2 separate regions of the Homo sapiens genome follow, and region 2 is linked to region 1. A link is a contact called in ENCODE Hi-C data. All regions are on one chromosome and are shown on one strand. The core of a region is the stretch at or near the end of the contact, and the rest is flanking DNA. Distances in the headings are between cores, read along the strand shown.

Region 1 (5,883 bases), core at 2,399-4,898:
CTGGATCATTGAGCTATGACGATGTCAGTGGTTGGATATCAGGATCAGACGATGTCAACCAATGATTGGGGGTCCTTGGATAATTGCGTTTTTGCCAAAAACTTTTGGAAGAACATTATTACTGGAAGTTGTCTCTTTCTTTCTTTTTCTGAGATAGCATCTCAGTCTGTTGCCCAGGTTTCAGTGCAGTGGTGTGATCATGGCTCACTGCAGCCTCAACCTCCTGGGCTCAGGTGATCCTCCCACCTCAGCCTCCTGAGTAGCTGGGACTGCAGGTGTGCGCCACCACACCCAGCTAGTTTTTTGCATTTTTTGTAGAGATGAGGTTTCACCATGTTGCCCAGGCTGGTCTCAAACCTGTGAGCTCGAGTGACCCGCCTACCTCAGCATCCCAAAGTGCTGAGATTACAAGCGTGAGCCGCTGCACCTGGCCATCTCTTTCTATTTAATTCTTTTTTTTTTTTTTTTTTTTGAGACAGAGTCTCTGTCGCCCAGGCTGGAGTGCAGTGGCGCAATCTCGGCTCACTGCAACCTCTGCCTCTTGGGTTCAAGCAATTCTTCTGCCTTAGCCTCCCAAGTAGCTAGGATTACAGGTGCACGCCACCATGCCTGGTGAATTTTTGTATTTTTAGTAGAGACAGGATTTCACCACGATGGCCGGGCTGGTCTCAAACTCCGGGCCTCAAGTGATCTGCCCACCTCGGCCTCCCAAAGTCCTAGGATTACAGGTGTTAGCCACTATGCCTGGCCTCTTTCTTTTTAATTCATAGAAGTGTGGCTGCAGAAGTTGTAATCCTTTGGTGACCACACGAGTGGTTTTAATGCTGTGTTCTATCTGAGGATTGAATTCCATAATTTTGTCCTTTAATGTCTGTGCAATTTGAAACACTCGGCAAATTTTGATAACACCCATATTGCTGGTTCTGTTTCTGTTTCTCCTTCATTTTCCTCTTTCTTTGTAGATGACTTGACAAGTTCTTCCAATTCCACATTTGTTAACACTTCCCAGTGGCCTTCAATATGATCTTCCACTTCTTCATCAAGCATGTCCCCAAATCCTTCTCCACCAACTTGTCTTGCTGTAGCCTCTCCAGTAATATTTATTTATTTATTTGTGACAGGGTCTCACTCTGTCACCCAGGCTCGAGTGCAGTGGTGAGATCACAGCTCACTGCAGTTTCAAACTCCCAGGCTCAGATGATCTTCATGGCTCAGTCTCCTGAGCAGCTGGGACTATAGGCCTGTGCCATCATGCCCAGCTAAATTTTGTATTTTTTGTAGGGATGGGGTTTCGCCATGTTGCCCAGGCTGGCCTCAACTCCTGGGCTCAAGCGATCCACCTGCCTTGGTCTCCCAAAATGCTGGAATTACAGGCGTGAGTCACCGCACCCAACCTCCAGTAACTTTTTTTTTTTTTTTTGACACGGAGCCTCGCTCTGTTGCCCAGGCTGGAGTGCAGTGGTGCCATCTCGGCTCACTGCCAGCTCTGCCTCCCGGGTTCACGCCATTCTCCTGCCTCAGCCTCCTGAGTAGCTGGGACTACAGGCGCGTGCCACCATGCCTGGCTAATTTTTTTGTATTTTTAGTAGAGATGGAGTTTCACCGTGTTAGCCAGGATGATCTTGATCTCCTGACCTCGTGATCCGCCCGCCTCGGCCTCCCAAAGTCCTGGGATTACAGGCATGAGCCACCGCGCCCGGCCTTTTTTTTTTTTTTTTTTTTGACACGGAGTCTCTCTCTGTCGCCCAGGCTGGAGTGCAGTGGCGCAATCTCGGCTCACTGCAAGCTCTGCCTCCTGGGTTCACGCCATTCTCCTGCCTCAGCCTCCAGAGTAGCTGGGACTACAGGCACCCGCCGCCACCATGCCAGGCTAATTTTTTGTATTTTTAGTAGAGACGGGGTTTCACCTTGTTAGCCAGGATGGTCTCGATCTCCTGACCTCGTGATCCGCCCGCCTTGGCCTCCCAAAGTGCTGGGATTACAGGCGTGAGCCACCGCGCCCGGCTCCAGTAATTTTTTTTTTCTTTTTGAGACAGAATTTTGCTCTTTTCGCCCAGGCTGGAGTGCAATAGCACGATTTCAGTTTACTGCAACCTCTGCCTCTCAGGTTCAAGTGATTCTCCTGCCTCAGCCTCCCAAGTAGCTGGGATTACAGGCGTGCGCCACCACGCCCAGCTAATTTTTTTATTTTTATTTTTTATTTTTAGTAGAGATGGGGTTTCACCACGTTGGCCAGGCTGGTCTCAAACTCCTGACCTCAGGTGATCCATCCGCCTAGGCCTGCCAGAGTGCTGAGATTACAGGTGTGAGCCACTGTGCCCAGCCCATCCAGTAATTTTTATATTTTGCAGTCTAAACCTATTCCTAAGTCAGTGCAACCATCCATTACTTTCAGTAAGTGGCTTGGTGCCACTGGTTTTAGGAGATTCCTTGCTGAAGCCTTTATACAGGCTCAATGCTTTCTGGGGGGTAACAGGTTGCTGTCAGTTGGAACACATTTTTTGTTCGTGTCTTCCACGTATAAGCTTAATGCTTTTTCTTTTCTTTTGTAAAAAAATTTATTTTCTTTTTTTCCCCTGTAAGTAAGGATACAACTTAATGCCTTTTCTATCTTAACTAAGCACTTATCACACACTGTGGCTGTAACTTTTGCAGTTTGAGGTACGACAGCAAAACCAGCATGAATTTCTTTTTCCTCTTTCACAATTCTAGGGCTAGAAGATTCGTTCTTACTGCAGACCTCAGTAAGCTCAGCATACGATTTTTTTTCTTAAGCTCAGAACTTCCACATTTACATTTAAAGGAAGCACTTTACAGCTTCATTTTGGCATATCCAAACTGCCAGCATTACTACTCTTGCACTTTGGGGCCATTATATAGTAAAATGAGGGTTACTCGAACCAAAGCACTGCAACACCGTGGCAGTCCATCTGATAACTCCTAAGCTGGTAAGTAACTAACAGATGGTAGAGGTATGTTGGACAAAGGGATGATTCACATTGCAGGTAGGATGGAACAGGATAGCACGAGATTTCATTAGGCCAATGGAAATTAAAAACTTATGAACTGTTTATTTCTGGAATTTTCTATTTAATACTGTCAGACCTTAGCTGGCCAAGTGAAACTACTCAAAGTAAAATCTCAGATAAGGGGGACACTACCGTACTTAACTGGAGAAGATACTGCTTTGCTTCTGTGACCACAGAATTGACAGGTTGAAATTGGAAACAACTGTTGCCTTCACGCTTTTAAGACAACTTCACATGAATATACATGTGAAGTTCAAGCATGGCAGTATCCCATACTAGCAATAAATTTTTGAGCAGTGTTGCACACTTACTGTCATTTCTCTTACTGTTCTGCCACTCCTACAGAGCGCAGGCCAAGGAGACTACATTTCCCAGAATGCCACACGCCCTTTGACCCCAGCTACAGCAAAAGACGCGCCGGGGAGCGCCTGAAGCCGGAAGACTATAGCTTCCCGGCATGCAGCACGCTTCCCCCTATTAGATTTGAGGCGCGGCCGGCGCGTTGCCCACTGGGAGTTGTAGTCAGTGGCGCGTTGCCCTGACGCCTGCCGGGCCGGGCGTGGGGGCCTGTGGGAGGTGGCGCGGCCGGGCCCAGCTGCGGGGCGGAGGCGGAGGCGGAGGAGAGGCCTGCGGCGGCAGGGAGCGGCGGGACTGGGAGCGGGCGCCGGAGCCGACCCGAGCCGAGCCGAGCCGAGCCGAGCCGGAGCGGGCGGCGAAGGCCGGCGCGGCGAGCAGCAACCATGTCGGTGTTCGGGAAGCTGTTCGGGGCTGGAGGGGGTAAGGCCGGCAAGGGCGGCCCGACCCCCCAGGAGGCCATCCAGCGGCTGCGGGACACGGAAGAGATGTTAAGCAAGAAACAGGAGTTCCTGGAGAAGAAAATCGAGCAGGAGCTGACGGCCGCCAAGAAGCACGGCACCAAAAACAAGCGCGGTGAGGCTGCCCGGCCCCTTCAGACTTGCCACGGGCTCCCCCCAGGCTCCCCGGGCCCGGACTTCACCTTCATCAGACTCGCCTCGGGGTCTGGTCTGACCCTGGAACTCTCCGGGTCAGACTTCTTGCCGGGTCTGGGACCCCCTCCCCGACTCCCTTCAATGTCTCCCCGATCCCTGGACTTTTCCATCGTCAGACTTATTCTGCCCTCTCCCCTCAGCCTCTCTCCACCCCGCCAGGTCCCTTCAGACCCCAATCTCACAGCACTTTCCTCCGCCCTCACTCTGTCCCTTTCTCTTCCGCCTTTTCCTTCTCGCCTCACCCACCTGCCTAGCTACTGCCCCTGCCTCCTCCTCGGCTCATTTCTGCCCCCATCCTAGCATTTCTGTGCTTCCTGGTCCTACCTGTGCCCTCTCCCGACTCCTCGGTGGAATCTGTGAGCTGCCCCTTGGCCTCTCCCCTGTCCTCTTGTCTCAGAATTCTCGTTGAAAAGCCTCCTTGCTGGAGAGAAAAGGGGACTGGGGGAGATGAGACCCCCGATTCCTGCTCTATTCACTTGCTGAGTGAACTTGAGCAAGTTGCTTTCCCTTTGAGGCCTCAGTTTCCCCATCCGTCAGCCAGAGTTCGGCCTCTGTTGAGGCCTAAGGTGTTTTCCAGCGTTGTGATTCACTTTTTGTTGCCTCGTAGCTTGACCTTACCAAAGTTTCCCGTGGCGCAAGCCTTCACCCCATGACTCACCGCTTCCCCATCCGTCTGAACCAGAAATAGAGACTCCCGACTGCTCCCCAGTCCCCACTACTAGGATTCAGGGCCCCAGTATTGAATCTTGAGGCACTGCTTACTTTACTTCCTGTTGTCGTATGGCTTTCTGGGCATTCCAAGTGCTTTGTGTTTTTCTTAAGTGAGATGAATGTGAAAATGCTTTAAAACTGTAAAGCAGTTTAGAAATGTTTGCTTTTTCTTGTTATGGCCATGTGAGAGTGAATCACAGAACGACATCCCTTCCCCTTGAGAGGGGTTTAGGATTGAGGTAATTCACTCAGAAGTCTGCTAGTGACTAGCAGTGCGACCTTGAGCTCATTTACCTTTCTGAAAGGAAAATCATGGATTTACAGTGCTCAGCACATAGTAGGGGCTAAATCGATGTTTTCTCCATTCTAATAGGAGAACAAAATAGCCTATCTGGAGGATGCTTCTCTGCTGATAGTCAACAGATATTCTGGAAATTCTTTTTAGTGCCTGCTGCATGCGCTGTATTCATAGGGGTGAACAAAACACGGCCTCAACCCTAATGGGAGAGAAGACAGAAACAGGAAAATAAATGAAGAAAATATTGTCCGGGGGTGATAAGTACTAAACACACAAAAAGATGGTCTGATAGGGAGTGGTGGAGTGGGAGGGATGCCACTTTGGATAGAATGGTCAGGGAAGGCGTCTTTGAAAAGGTAAAGTTTGAACTGAGTCTGGAGAAGGAACCAGCTCTGTAAAAAAAAAAAAAAAAGGGGGAGGAGCCTTCTGGGCGTGGAAAGCAGCATGGGAAAAGGCTCGGAGGTTAGCAGGTTGTAAGAAACCGAAGAGAGAGACCCTTGTGTCCAGAATGTAGTGCTTGGAGGGAGAGTGGTATGGAATAAAGGGGGCGGGGCTTGGACTTTGAACCTGTTGGTGAAGAGTTTGAATTTTATTCCAAGTGGATGGAAAGTTTTTGGAGAGTATTTTGTTGGAACGTGTCCTTATTGACAGAGTTTTTAAAACATCATCTGGCTGCTCTTTGGAGAGTGGGTGGGGGATGCGGGTGGGAGCAGGGAGAACAGTGAGGAGGCAGCTGCAGTGGTCCATTTGTGGCTTGGACTCCAGCTTAGTTGTGGAGATGGGAACAGGGTTATATTTTGCTGTCTCTAGCTTTTTCCTCTGATGACTCTCCCTC
Region 2 (5,883 bases), core at 1,611-4,110, 4.2 Mb after region 1:
GACTGGCTCAATATTTGAAAATCAATTAGAGTTGTTAATACTAACAAGCTATTAACAAGCTTAAGAAGAAAAATCACATAATCATATCATCCTCACCTTTCAGACCTCTATATGTTGAAGAATCCTAGGACTCAGTCTCTTTTTACACCTTATTCCGTTATGACTCTCACATTTTTATCTCTAACCCAGATAGCTCTTCCTTGAATTCCAGACCCATAAACCCAACTGCCCCTTAGACATCTATACTCAGATAGGCATTTCCAAATGGACATGTCCAAATACAAATGCTTGCTCTTACTCTCCAAACCCACTCTTTTCTGTAATTCAGTAAATGGAAGCGCTATTCTTATAGTTGCTTAGGCCAAAACCCTTGGAGCTATCTCAACTCTCATATGTCTTTCACACCCCATATCCAATCTATCAGCGGATCCTGTTACCTCTTCCTCTAAAATATCCCCAGAACTGTCCCTTTCTTACCACTTCCACAGATACCACCCTGGTTTGAGTTATCCTTTCACCTGGGTTACTACAACAGCTGCCAAACTGGTCCTTCCTGCTTCTACCTTTGCACTCTTACTGTCTTATTTTCTACCTAACAGCCACAATGCTCCTTCTTTGTGCAAAACTGCCCAGTGGACTTCATTTCATTCAGAGTAACATCTAAAGTCTATACTATTGCCTACAAGTCACCATGTGATGCAGTCCCTTCGTACTTTTCTGAACTAATTTCCAGCCACCCTTCTAGTTCATATCACTCCAGCTTTATTGTCCTCTCTGCTGTTGCTCCAAAATGCCAACAATGGTATAAACTTGGTTTTCCCTCTTCCTGGAACAATGGCATATGGCTTGTCTCTCAAATGACATCTTATCAATGAGGCCTTCTCTGAGAAGCATAAGTAAAAGACTACCCACCTACACATATACATTCCTTATCCTCCTTATCTCCTTGATTTTTATTGAAGTTACTTACCACTTTCTGACTTATTCTAAACTTGCATGTTTGTTTTTCTATCTTTCTCAGTAGAAAGTAAGTTCCTGAGAACGTGGATTTTGTCTGTTAGCTTAGAAGAGTGCTTTGGACATAGGTGCTGAAAAATTATTTTCCGAATGAATGAATAAACTATTGGTTCAGGAGGCAAGAATTTGGGATCAGACATAAGATAACCCTAATTTGACTCCTGGCTCTGCTATTTCCTAACTATGTCCAAGTACATAGGGTACTTAACCATGCTTTACATTTTCTCGTCTATCAAATAGTGATTGTAATAATTTCAACTCCTAAGACTGATGTAAGAATTAAATTTAAAAAGTATGTAATGTGCTTAATAGACAGTGACTTGGTATAAAAGTGCTCAGTATATGACAGTGTTATTAATATGGAAAGATGATCTAGATTTCGACACAAAAGCCCTCAGTTATGACTAGATACTCACTGTATGATTTTAGGTTACTCACCTCTTTTACACTAACTCACTTGATAAATCAGGAACTGGGGCCAAAAAGATGGCTAAGTTGCAGCCCCTTCCCTCAAGTCTTAGTAATGTGATCTTGGGTAGGTCACTTAACCTCTCTGAGCCTGTTTCCTACGCTGTCCAAAGGGGGATAATATAATACCTCACAGCTTTGTTGTGAGGATTAAATGAGTTACTGTGTGGGAATTGTGTCTAGCACATAGTAACCTCTCACTGCGTTAGCTATGATTATGATTCCAGTCTGGAGGAAGGGTAAAAGCATGTAAGCAAAGAACTGCAATACAGTGCAATAAGAGCAAAAGCAGGCATCAACTAGAAGAACGTCTCCTAAACTAGAGTCTGCCCACAACTAGGAAGTTATACCACGATCAGGAAATTTTAAAACCCTCTTATGTCTATAACTTAACTCCCTACCATCACCCCCGTGGCAGTAAGAAAAACAAAATTTCTCTGCTGCTTTGATACCTGGGATTTAAAACTTAAAAAAAAAATAGGGTCAAGGTTTAGAGTCTCAGATAGTGTTTTGTTTTGTTTCAGAGAAGAGTCTCGCTCCATCGCCCAGGCTGGAGTGCAGTGGCACGATCATAGCTCACTGTAACCTCTAACTCCTGGGCTCAAGGTATCCTCTCGCGTAGCTGGAACTGCAGGTGAGCGTCACCATGCCTGGCTAATTTTCGCTGTTACCCAGGCTGGTCTTGAACTCCAGTCCTCAAGCTATCCTCTCGCCTCGGCCTCCCAAAGGGTTGGGATTACAAGCAAGAGACGTTGCGCCAGGCCTCAAATAGTGTGTCTCAACATGAGGTCAACAGACACATTGGGAAGGCTAAGTTAGTTCCCTCCACCTTTTCCCTAAAGTTAACACCTCACTTAAGTTCGAAAAAGTCAACTGGACCCGCAGACGGCAAAAGCAGCACGTAATAATACCCTGAGTGAGAACCCACTTAAGAGCCGAGAGCCCAAATGTGTGTTTCATGACGGCGCTGTTACAGACTAAAAGGTCAAAACAGGACATTAAAGGGTGCTCCGGGGGGCTGAGTAGGAGCTCACCAGGTGAGAAAGGGGATGTCACTTTCGGACAGAGAACGAGCGCCAGGGCGTGGAGGCGTGAAAAGGGCACGTGGGTGGCTTGGAAGAACCAAAACTAAGTGTTTTGGGGGACAGCCAGAGAGCCGAACACATATGGAGGAAAGATGCGGCCTGGGGCCCGCCAGATTAGAAAGGAAATCCCCCTCCCATATCCAGATCATGATCTCTCAGACTCAATGTCCCCTCAGGATACCCCTCTACAGGGTCCCAGCTGCTGGGCTCCCTCTGGTTCCCGCCACTCTTCCCTTACCTCGTCTTCCAGCCTTTCTCTCACTCTCCCGCCTCCTCTGCCTCGCCGGAAGTGACGCGCTAAGTAGCGCGCCGTATCGCGCCAGAAAGGTTCCGAGGGAGCGGGAAAAAGGGTTCCGGCGAGATCCACTGCGCCGGTGTGCAGGCTCGAGCGGTCAAAGCTCTTTCCGGGGGCCCGGGGAACTACTCTCCTTGCCTCGCTCTGTCTCCTTCGAAGTGCTCTGCGCGAGGTTCAGAGCGGCCGCCGCCTCCAAAGGGACGGTTTTCTAGAGCTCCGACGCCTCTCGGTGCCCCTCTGCTCCGGCCCTTGCCCTTTGACCTCGCTCTCGCGGCAGGGTGAGAGGTCGGGTGGCCATCTTGTGGCGGCGGCGCGGGCGGCTGTTACTGCGGAGACCCATCCCCTCCCCCTTCTCGCACCCCTGGCAGTCTGTCAGTCGGTAAAAAGTCCCGCAGCCTGTCAGGTGAGGCCCCGGCCTCGTGCCGTCGCTCTTCCCGCCGCACTGGGCGGCCCAGGCCGCTCCCTGCCGGGCCTCACTGCCGCCACCATGTCCTCCTTCTCTGAGTCGGCGCTGGAGAAGAAGCTCTCGGAGCTGAGCAACTCTCAGCAGAGCGTGCAGACCCTGTCCCTTTGGCTCATCCACCACCGCAAGCACGCGGGACCCATCGTCTCCGTGTGGCACCGCGAGCTCCGCAAAGGTAAACACCAAATCCCCACCCCCTGGACGGTCCCCGGATTGTCCTCTCGCCCACATACAACCTAGGCCCCTCTAAGCCTCTTCATTGAGCCTTGCTTTCCAGGCCTGATCGAGCTTCTGAGATGGGAGACAAAGTTAGCCCCATTTCTCGAAGAAGGAAACTGAGGCCCGGGAAGGTTTAAGGTACTTGCCTGAGGGTCCACGGACTGGGACTCAGGTGTCCAGACTTCTAGTTCATCAAGCCATTTTCCCTTCAGTTTCCCCCTGACATTTGTGGCTGTTATTATCTCGGCTGCATTCACTGCCGTACTGGCCCTAGCATGTCGGGCCCAGTGCTGGGTATTTGGAGTAAAAGCCAGTGGGCTCCGGAGTCAGACTCTGCAGATCGAGTCCTGGCTCAGCTATTTGCCAGCTGAATAATACTGGGAGAGTTTCTTCATCTCCCTGTGTCTCCGTTTTCTCATCTGTAAGAGGGAGGCAAGGATAGCTACCCCTTACAAAGCCTTTACTTCATACCAGTCACTATACTAAGACCTTTGTGTGTATCCTCGCACTCAGTCCTTAGAACAGCCCTGTGAAGTAGGTAGTCTCTCCCATCTTAGGTTAAGGGGCCACCCAGACCTTACCTCTCCTCTCCTCTCCTCTCTCATGCAGTTGTCATTGATTTCAGGCCCTGCTCAGGTTCTGACAGACAATTCATTGAACTCATTCTGTTATGTGCCAGGCACTGGCTTGGACACTTGCAGCATGTTGCCTCTGCCAACTGCCTAGAATTTAAGCCTGACTTTGCCGCCTTACTGACCCCAGCAACTTAACCTGTCTGTGCCTTAATTTTCTTATCTACAGAATGGATAACTGAAATTTACTATGTCTTTATTACATGCGAAGTGCAGTACTGATATCTTTACATACATTGCCATTAAAAAAAATTCTCGGAGCCCTATGAAGTAGGAACTTTGCAGAAGAGGAAAAACTGAGACTCATCTCGTGGTGAGGAGTAAACGGGATAATCCAAATGAACATTTAGCATGGGGTGAGGCACAGTGTAGGCATTCAGCAGATTATGGTGAGATGAGACTTTTGATTACTCACTGTGAGGCATGGTCTTTACCTTCAAGTTGCTTACAGTCTGGTGGGGAAAGATGGACACCTACACTCCCGGATGAGTTTCATAATGGAAGACTGAAGAAATGAAGCTCAGAGCTGCTCCAGACACCCTATATGTGGTAGGCCTTTATAGCGAAGTGGCTTTACAAGTGTTCTATACTATCTGTGAGTTGGGGACACCACAGATGTCCTGCTCTACAGGTGAGGAAACTGAAGTGGCTAAGTGGTATTTTCAAGGCTTTCGAACTGAACAGGCTCAGACTACAACAGGCTGGCAAACACCAAAATCTTCATGATTTTTTTCAGGAGACCCAGTTCTAGCCCTTTAGCAGGGACTGCCCCCAAATATCGCGTACTGTACTGAGATAGGGATCCCCTCAGCCCTTCGGGCAGTTCCGGGAAGAGGTAGAGCCTGGAGTTTATGGGGCCTTCTTCATGTACCCCACTGTGCCATTCAGAAATTATTTGAAGAGTGTGCTGAAATGTGAATTGCCACTGTACAGAATTCTATTGGGTGGGACCTCAAGAGGCAGTTAAAGTCCATCTCAGGTGTCATTTTTTTTGTTTTTTTTTTTTTGAGATGGGGGTCTCGCTCTGTCACCCAGGCTGAAGTGCAGTGGTGCGATCTCAGCTCACTGCAAGCTCCACCTCCCGGGTTCATGCCATTCTCCTGCCTCAGCCTCCCGAGTAGCTGGAACTACAGGGGCCCGCCACCACACCCAGCTAATTTTTTGTATTTTTAGTAGAGATGGGGTTTCACTGTGTTAGCCAGGATGGTCTTGATCTCCTGACCTTGTGATGCCCCCGCCTCGGCCTCCCAAAGTGCTGGTATTACAGGTGTGAGCCACCACGCCTGGCCAAGTGTCACTTCTTTTGTGACACTTTCTTGATTCCTTGCCTCACCCTAGTTGAGTTACTGAAAAAAAGCAAATTAGAGAGTACATTTGTGTATGAAGCTCCGTTATCCCTAATCTTACGTGGTAAAGCCTTATGTTGCAAGTAGGCTAGCATTATTATCCTCATTTTATAGATGAGATGATAAAGGTATAGAGGGATTAAGTGCCTTGTCCACAGACATACAGCTAGGACATGAGCCCAGGGCTGCCTGATGCCAAAATGTGTTCTTTTTCATGTACTCAGTGCCTCAATGCATTTAATAAGTGAAGGTGGTCACCTGACTGCAATCAAACTGTGGTGCTTTCATTTATTAGAATTAATGAGTGCCTCCCACCCCATCATACCAGTTTAGCATTTAATTTGTTCCTACTAGCTGT

What was found. A loop is a pair of places that touch in the nucleus more often than their neighbours do. Pooled maps may share reads with other maps.
Region 2: a loop to region 1 is called in a map of CD8-positive, alpha-beta T cell, with 23 times the contacts of the local background. The contact joins the promoter of TTI1 here to the promoter of CHMP4B in region 1. A Hi-C loop is called at or near these places in 2 of 168 maps with a recorded cell type or tissue (CD4-positive, alpha-beta T cell and CD8-positive, alpha-beta T cell) and 8 of 50 pooled maps.

What each region holds. Positions count from the first base shown.
Region 1 is chr20:33,807,700-33,813,582 of GRCh38, forward strand. It overlaps CHMP4B (charged multivesicular body protein 4B), which reads left to right and starts at 3,649. Exons shown (of 5, transcript NM_176812.5): 1 at 3,649-3,959. The coding sequence starts at 3,770. ZNF341-AS1 (ZNF341 antisense RNA 1) reads right to left here and starts at 3,400. Exons shown (of 4, transcript NR_110623.1): 1 at 3,341-3,400. RefSeq lists enhancers at 3,324-3,618, 3,358-3,437, 4,204-5,044, 4,873-4,942 and a silencer at 3,498-3,777.
Region 2 is chr20:38,030,596-38,036,478 of GRCh38, forward strand. TTI1 (TELO2 interacting protein 1) reads right to left here and starts at 2,861. Exons shown (of 8, transcript NM_001303457.2): 1 at 2,809-2,861. RPRD1B (regulation of nuclear pre-mRNA domain containing 1B) reads left to right here and starts at 3,151. Exons shown (of 7, transcript NM_021215.4): 1 at 3,151-3,503. The coding sequence starts at 3,353. It overlaps LOC124904898 (a long non-coding RNA gene), which reads left to right and starts at 3,511. Exons shown (of 2, transcript XR_007067579.1): 1 at 3,511-4,810. RefSeq lists enhancers at 2,592-3,187, 2,718-2,987, 3,188-3,783.